2 separate regions of the Homo sapiens genome follow, and region 2 is linked to region 1. Evidence: chromatin contacts called from ENCODE Hi-C or POLR2A ChIA-PET data. All regions are on one chromosome and are shown on one strand. Each heading gives the region's core, a stretch centred on a gene start or an enhancer-like site at or near the end of the contact. The rest is flanking DNA. Distances are from core to core; before and after follow the strand shown. Region 1 overlaps DOP1B (DOP1 leucine zipper like protein B). Region 2 holds the start of CBR1-AS1 (CBR1 antisense RNA 1).

Region 1 (4,137 bases), core at 1,202-3,701:
CACCACACTCAGCTAATTTTTGTAATTTTAGTAAAGACGGTTTCACCATGTTGGCCAGGCTGGTCTCAAACTCCTGACCTCGTGATCCGCCTGCCTCGGCCTCCCAAGGTGCTGGGATTACAGGCGTGAGCCCAAAGATAATATCAGTTTGTATTTTGCCCGTTCTTTATCCACTTGACTGGTCCATGATGAAGTCCTGCAGGGGTCGGCTTACCTTTTTCAACCTCAATCCTCTTCCTTTGTTCCCTCCCACCCCTGCTCCATCCCCTGCTCGGGATCTGCTGCTGCACCTCCTTGACACTCCCCCAGTGCTCAGCCTTTGTGGCAGACATGGGCGCCTGTTCTCTGAGGAAGAGTCAGTGGTCAGTGTCCAAGGCCACCCTCCTGAGCGCCTGTCGGCTCCTTCCCTGGTGAGGAACCTGGTGCTAGTTGTTTTTCTTCCAAATGCCCATGACCAGGGTATGCAGACTTCTGTCATCAAAAATATGCCTCCCATACCAGGGCTTTCCTTCCAAGGCTAGCAAATGGGAGCCTGGTTTATCTGTTTTTACTTCCTGTCTTCGTATTTTTGATTCCATCTCTTGTTTCCTTCAAATTTAGTATATTTGTTTCTAAAATGCTTTCTACTAAATTCAAACATACCACTATTACAGCCCCATCATGGCCTGCACCTTTTATTCCTAATTTGTATCAAATTATGTTGTTCCCCTGGGTGGAGCCTTTACCTAGTTCAATAGGAAATGTTTGTTTAAGAGATTAAAACAGGCCGGGCGCGGTGGCGGCTCATGCCTGTAATCCCAGCACTTTGGAAGACCGAGGCGGGCAGATCACCTGAGGTCGGGAGTTTGAGACCAGCCTAGCCAACATGGCGAAACCTCATCTCTACTAAAAATACAAAACTTAGCTGGGCGTGGTGGTGGCCAAGATCGCACCACTGCACTCCAGCCTGGGTGACAGAGTGAGACCGTGTTTCAAAAAAAAAAAAAAAGAGATGAAAACAGATTGATTTCTCCAGGGACGACTACTGTAGAATACAATAAGGATGTGTCATCCTTATTTTTACTTTCTCTCTATAAGCTTTCAAGGAACTTTTTTTTTTCTTGGCAGATTATCCCAACGGCAAGTGCATCCCAGCTAACCCTTGTCGACTTGGTGTGTGCACTCAGCACCCTGCAGACTGACACGCTGCTGCACCTGGTGAAGGAGGTGGTGAAGAGGCCACCCCAAGTCAAAGGGGGTGATGAGGTGAGGAGCCTGGGGAAGCCTCTGGGCTTCTGCAGATTAGTGGGTGGCATTTGTCATAACTCTACTTCCTTATAAATCGTGTTTGGGAGGGAAGGATAGGTAACAAGAGCTAGTGGGAATGCTTGGGGTAGTGAAGTGGAGGTGCTGTTTGCTGTGCTTTGGGGGAGACCTATGAAGATCTGGTGCTTCTTTTTTAAGTTGGGAACTGCCTGAGGTCAGGGGCTCTCATTCCTTGTACCCTGCTGCTGAGGACACTGCCTGGTACATGGGTTAGCGCCTTCTGGGCACCAAGTGGAATAAAATCTTTAGAAAGAGGAAATGGCACCTGCCTCAAGGAGCTCGCAGCCATAAAGATGCCAAAGATAAACAAAACCAGACTCTAGTGAAAGATGGTAAAGACAGATGTGATTCAATAACCACTGCGGTAAGGGAAAGTGTTGGGTTCAGTTTAGATTTGTGTGGAGATGACTGGGAAAGGATGAGGGAGGAGGGAGGGGGAAGGAGCAGGAAGTTTAAGGAGAGTTGGAGAAGTAGAAAATTACAAAAGAGCAGGTGGGGAGGCTGCTCAGTCCATAGATGTGATTAGGCCATCTGGGTTTGCTAACTGGGGCTTATCCAAATGAGGCTCCTACCCTCCCACAGAGGCTGGGAGATCGAGACTCTGTCTTTCTTGATGATTCTGTTTCAAAGGGATGGCTCCCAGGTCCTTGAGAAACACATTCCTAGGTTGTGGGAGACACATACACATCTCAAAGGGACAGAGAAAGTATTTATCATTGTAAACTTAAAAGAAAATGCTCTAAGAAAGGGAGGTCAGGGGTCTCGCAGGAACAAACAGTAAATTATTTGGCAACCTTGAGCTTTCTCGGACAAGTGTTTGAAGAGGACTGGTGTCCCCATCCTAGGGATCCATGCTAGTGTTGTTTGGGGCTGTGGGGGTGGACAGAATCATTTGTCAAGCAGAGGGCTCAGAGGAGCCTAGCTAGAATCAGCTCAAGGAGAGAGTCTTTGTCAAGGGCAAATTAAAATTTGTGTAACTTTTTTTTTTTTTTTTTTTTGAGACACAGTTTCACTCTGTCACCCAGGCTGGAGTGCAGTGGTGCGATCTCAGCTCATTGCAACCTCCACCTCCTGGGCTCAAGTGATTCTTGTGCCTCAGCCTCCTGGGTAGCTGGGAGTACAGGTGCATGCTATCACTCCTGGCTAACTTTTGGTTTTGTTTTGTTTTGTTTAGTTTTTTCGAGATGAAGTCTCACTTTGTCGCCCAGGCTGGAGTACAGTGGTGCAATCTCAGCCCACTGCAACCCCGCCCCTGGGGTTCAAGTGATTCTTGTGTCTCAGCTTCCTGAGTAGCTGGGATTACAGGTGCGCACCACCAAGCCCGGCTAATTTTTGTATTTTTTTTTTTCTTTTAGTAGAGACGGGATTTTGCTATGTTGGCCAGACTGGTCTTGAACTCCACTTGCCTTGGCCTCCCGAAGTCCTGGGATTACAGGCGTGAGCCACCGTGCCCGGCCAAAATTTGCATAATTTTTTTTAAAACTTTTTTTTTTTTAAGACAGGATCTCACTGTCACCCAGGCTGCAGTGCAGTGGCACAATCACAGCTCACCATAGCCTCGACCTCCCCAGGCTCAAATGATCTTCCCAAATAGCTGAGACCACACATGCACACCACCACACCTGGCTAATTTTTATATTTTTTGTAGTGACGGGGTTTGCCACATTGCCCAGGCTGGTCTGGAACTCCTAGGCTCAAGCAATCCTCCTGCCTCGGCCTCCCAAAGTGCTGGGATTACGGGCGAGAGCCACCATGCCTGGCTGCATAATTTTTTATAAAGGTAGAAAATAAATGTCAGAGAACATAACTAATGATAGACACTCTGAGAAAGAGGAGATTTCATCTGGCTGCTGTGAAACAGAAACCTTCAGGGTGATGTCATTGAACCGAGAAGTTCCTTGTAATTTTTCTGCTCAATTTCATTACAGCAGCCTGGAGGGCCCATGTTGTCTAGAGAGCTTCTTCAATTATACACGGTGGATTTAAAACAGGGCAAGCTGTGTGGTTTAATATTTGCATTCCCTTAGAGTCTTCTATTTCTGTTTTTACCAAAGCAGTCTTCATCATTGAAAGCAGCAGAGCTGTTTTGCTCTTAATTAACTAATTTAATAAAAACCAGGGATTTATTTCAATCTTGAAATAATTGCCTTCTGTCGAACAGTTTAAAATCATACAGTTAGCAAAAATTTAAGAATAATCTAAATGAAAATTAGGGGGGCCGGGCATGGTGGCTCATGCCTGTAGTCCTAGCACTTTAGTCCAGGAGTTCGAGACCAGCCTGGGCAATGTAGGGAGACATCATCTCTACAGTAAATTTAAAAATTAGCTGGGTGTGGTAGTGCACACCTGTAGTCCCAGCCACTTGGGAGGCTGAGACAGGAGGATCAGTTGAGCACAGGAGTTCGAGGTTGCAGTGAGCTATGATTGAGCCACTGCACTCCAGCCTGGGTGACAGAGTGAGACCCTGTCCAAAAAAAAGAAAATTCGTGCAATGGAAAAAGTGATTATTAAAAAATATAGCTATACTTGAACAGGTGTTTGTGTACCGATGTTCATAGCAGCATTATTCACAGCAGCCAAAAGGTGGACGCAATCCCTGTGTGTCTCAGTGGGTGTGCGGATAACAAAGTGAGATCTGTGCGTGCAGCGCGTTAGTACTCAGCCTCGAGAGGAATGAAATTCTGACACGTGCTACACAACATGGATGTCAGATCCTCAACATGGATGAACCTTGAAGACATTAAGTTGAATGAAATAAGCCAGTCACAAGAGGACTAACACAGTTCTATATCTGGAAAAAAAAAAACAACTGTGTCCTCACTCAACAACATA
Region 2 (4,291 bases), core at 1,529-4,028, 130 kb before region 1:
CTCCCAAAATTTATATGTTGAAACCTAATCACCAAGATGATGGTATTAGAAAGTGGAGCTTTTGGGGAGGTGATTGGGTCATGAGGGCTCTGTCCTCACAAATGGGATTAATGACCTTATAAAAGATATATAAGGGAGCTGCTTCCCTCCTTTTTGCCCTTCCACCATGTGAAGACAAAGCGTCCATCCCCTCTGGAGGGCAAAACAACAAGGCATCATCTTGGAAGCACAGACCAGGCCCTCACTAGACTTCCTAGAACCTTGACCTTGGACTTTCTAGTCTCCAGAACCACAAGAAGTAAATTTCTATTGTTTATAAATTACCCAGTCTCATGTATTTTGTTATAGCAGCACAAATGGACTAAGACATGCAGGCAAGAATTTATGATAGGCCGGGCACGGTGGCTCATGCCTGTAATTCCAGCACTTTAGGAGGCCGGGGTGGGAGGATCATCTGAGATCAGGAGTTTGAGACCAGCCTGGCCAACATGGCGAAATCCCATCTCTACTAAAAAACATATATATATACAAAAATTAGCCAGGTGTGGTGGTGCACACTTGTAATCTTAGCTACTCAGGAGGCTAAGACAGGAGAATTGCAGAATTCTTCTGCAATTCAGGAAGCAGAGGTTGCAGTGAGCTGAGATCGTGCCACTGTACTCCAGCCTGGGCAACAGAGCAAGACTCCATCTCAAAAAAGAATTTATGATAAACAAGTCAGGCTATCCAGATGCAAGGGCTCATGCCTGTAATTCCAGGACTTTAGGAGGCCAAGGTAGGAGGATTGCTCTAGCCCAGGAGTTCAAGACCACCTTGGGCAACATAGCAAGACCCCACCTCTTAAAAACATATATAAAAATAAAAAATTGTCCAGGCATGGTGGCACAGACCTGTAGTCTCAGCTACAAAGGATCGCTTGAGCCTGGGAGGTCAAGGCTGCAGTGAGCCATTATCATGCCACTGCATTCCATCCTGGGCAACAGAGCAAGACACTGTCTCAAAAAAGAAAAAAAAAATTCAGGCTAAATAATATATTAGACCAGTTGAAAGGGATCAATAGAAACATTAAAGAAAGATTCTATAGTGGGTTAGTTCTGCAGTGTCCCCTCAAAATTCATGTCCACCTGCCATCTCAGAATGTGCCCTTTTGGTAATAGGGTCTTTACAGATGTAATTAGTTAAGATGAGATTATGCTGGAAGACTAATGTCCTTATAAGAAGAGGAGAAGGGTCAGGCATGGTGGCTTATGCCTGTAATCCCAGCACTTTGGGAGGCTGAGGCGGGTGGATCACTTGAGGTCAGGAGTTCGAGACCAGCCTGGCCAACATGGTGAAACCGTGTCTCTACTAAAAATACACAAATTAGCTAGGTGTAGTGGCAGGCGCCTGTAATCCTGGCTACTCGGGAGGCTGAGGCTTGAGAATCGCTTGAACACAGGAGACGGAGGTTGCAGTGAGCCAAGATCATGCCACTGCACTCCAGCCTAGGCGACAGAGTGAGACTGTCTCAGGAAAAAAAATTAAAAAAAAAAGGAACAGGAGAGGAGAAGACATACACAGATGCTCAGCAGAGACAGCAGCCATATGAAGACAGAGGCAGACATTGGTGTGATGCTGCCCCAAGACAAGGAATGCCAAAGATTGCTAGCAACCACCAGCAAGTGGAAGAGGCAGGGAAGGATTCTTTCCCAGCGCTTGGAGAGAGAGCATGGTCCTGACAACATTTTGATCTCGGACTTCTGGCTTCCAGAACTATGAGAGAATGAAGCTCTGCACCTGTATTTGGTGTTTAGTTATGGTGACCGCAGGAAACTGATACATATGCCATGTAGTGCAGCCACTCAACCACAAGGGGCACTGTCTGGCAGCAAGTTCTACAAACACAAACTGTCCAAAATAATCACTGAAGTTCACAGAGAAAGCCATACAAATAGCATTCAAATATTTTTAACGATGATCAACAGGCTACAATTTATCATTTTTAAAAACATAAAACCATTATCATCTTGCTGAATAATTCATGACCTTTGTAACAAACTGGCTGAGAACCACTTTTAAAGAACATCCTGGTCCGGCTATCATTACACACACGGGAGGGTATCTGTAGGATAAATTCCCCCAACAATTCCCTTTCCAGGAAGAGACGCATATTTTTAATTTCAATAGACAACAGCCAAATTGCCCTCCAAAGAGGAGGTACATTACACTCGCCAGAAATATACATGAATGGCTGGTTTTCCCCAGGCTTGGCAATACTTTGCCAAGCTAAGAGGTAAGAATGGGCTTTAAAATAAACCCTGATCCAGCTCCCAAGGAGAGGACTGGGGCCTTCGGACCCACATTTCCCAGCACAGGTGCTTCACCAGCCTGCCATGGCCCCTTCTCTGTCCAGTTTAGCAAGGGTGTGGCAGATTTCCTTTCAGGCACAGAGCCCAGCCTTCCAGACATCACACTTAAACTGGTTCCTACCACATTTGCAAGGAGAATCTCTTCTTCCAAGTCAGCAGTGTTTACAATAAGCAGTATGCTTTTCCCTGAGTCACTCTGAATATAGAGACCAGAAACCAATTCCAGGGTAGCAAAGGGACAGCCACCATGGTGACCTCAAGCATACAAATCACACACCTGCTTGTCCTGCCTGGTCAAGCCCTGTTGGGACCATGCATAATCCTGACCCCAGCACTCAGGCACAGAACACTTAGGAGAGGAAGGCGAGGTTTCAGCTACATGAGGTGGCATTGTAGGAATTGTCTTCTCCCTGACACCCCCCATGGCACTCAACAGCCTCACTGTCCTGACCCTAAGCCACTTTGTGACCCACCCCTGGGAAGGGCAGGCAGTGAAGAACTAGGCATAGAGAAGAGGAGGTGGGGAGTTACCAAGCTGTTTGCTGACCTCTTCATTTGACTCAGAACCTGACCTTAATCTTGCTTCCAGAAAAACAATGGGCCCCATTCCTGCCCAAGCTTGCCTTCTGCAACCCAGACTTTCTTAGAACGCGATGGGAGTCAAGAGCGCTTTCTTTAAGGCGAAGCTGTAGACAGGTTCCCCTCACCTCCCACCTCTGCCCACATTATCTGCCTCTAGCAAATAATGGTAGTCATGACTGTGCCTGTTACCCAGGAGAACACCAATCAATGGCTGTAAAGACATGAATGTATGGTTTTAGATGGTGTCTGCCTGCCTTTGCTGAAAAAATGTAAGAACAGCAAACATTTATGTATTACCGTTTGTCAGTACTGCTCTAAGCACTTTTATAATATTAAACATTCATGCTGTACTCCTTACAGCAATCGTAAGAGCTAGGCACTAAAACTATTCCCATTGTACAGATGAGCAAACTGAGACACTGAGAGATTGGGAACCTTGCCCACGATCACACAGTGAGTAAGTAGGAGCTACAATAAGGAGCCATGAAGGCAGGGAGCTCCACTCCTGCCCTTCCCAGGCCTCTGTTCACTCCTGAGCATGACTGGTACCTAACAGGTGCTCAGACAGTCGCTGGATGCAGATGAGGGAACGGCTGTGGACATTCAGTCCTTCAGACCACAAAAGGACTTTGGAAGGAGAAGAACCCTGGAAGAATGCCATGTTACTGGCAAAGGTTTGGGTTCTTACCCAGTGATTTGGTAAACACAAAGGGACAATGGCATTAAGTGATAGCAAAGCCAATCTAAACAGAATCACAGCAGTAAACCACCAGAACCCACAACTTTTTTTTTTTTTTTTTTTTTGAGACAGAGTTTTGCTCTTGTTGCCCACGCTGGAATGCAATGGCGCCATCTCGGCTCGCCACAACCTCCACCTCCCGGGCTCACCCAATCCTCCCAGCTGGAACTACCGCACACACCACCACACCCAGCTAATTTTTGTATTTTTGGTAGAGACAGGGTTTCACTATGTTGCCCAGGCTGGACTCAAGCTACCCACCTACCTCAGCCTCCCAAAGTGCTAGAATTACAGGCATGAGCCACCATGCCTGGCCACCAGTATTTTGCCAGGCTGGAGTGCAGTGGCACAATCTCGGCTCACTGCAACCTCCGCCTCCCGAGTTCAAGCAATTCTTCTGCCTCAGCCTCCCTGAGTAGCTGGGACTACAGGCACGCACCACCACACCCAGCTGATTTTTGTATTTGTAGTAGAGATGAGGTTTCAGCATGTTGGCCAGATTGTTCTCAATCTCTTGACCTTGTGATCCACCCTCCTCAGCCTGTTGGGATTACAGGCACGAGCCACTGAGCCCGGCCCAGTCTTTTTCTTAAAAAATCTGCTCACAATTCCAATTATTTGC

The links. Hi-C counts contacts between places; a loop is a spot of excess contacts on that map. ChIA-PET counts read pairs that join two places held with the same protein, here RNA polymerase II (POLR2A). Pooled maps may share reads with other maps.
Region 2: a loop to region 1 is called in a pooled map, with 2.3 times the contacts of the local background. The contact joins the promoter of CBR1-AS1 here to the enhancer-like site in region 1. A Hi-C loop is called at or near these places in 1 of 168 maps with a recorded cell type or tissue (Right ventricle myocardium inferior) and 6 of 50 pooled maps. POLR2A ChIA-PET finds 5 or more read pairs at or near these places in 7 of 52 experiments (A673, B cell, WTC11 and 3 more).

The regions. Positions count from the first base shown.
Region 1 is chr21:36,252,665-36,256,801 of GRCh38, forward strand. DOP1B (DOP1 leucine zipper like protein B) reads left to right here. Exons shown (of 37, transcript NM_001320714.2): 23 at 1,108-1,245. Among named protein-coding and RNA genes, the nearest start is that of MORC3, 65 kb to the right of the region's middle. RefSeq lists enhancers at 1,387-1,486, 3,257-3,306. Within about 2 kb of position 2,452, at least 3 of the 41 ENCODE cell types and tissues checked have a DNase peak (open chromatin) inside an H3K27ac peak, as active enhancers do; they include B cell, where a contact is called at or near this core.
Region 2 is chr21:36,123,862-36,128,152 of GRCh38, forward strand. It overlaps CBR1-AS1 (CBR1 antisense RNA 1), which reads right to left and starts at 2,779. Exons shown (of 4, transcript NR_040084.1): 1 at 2,626-2,779.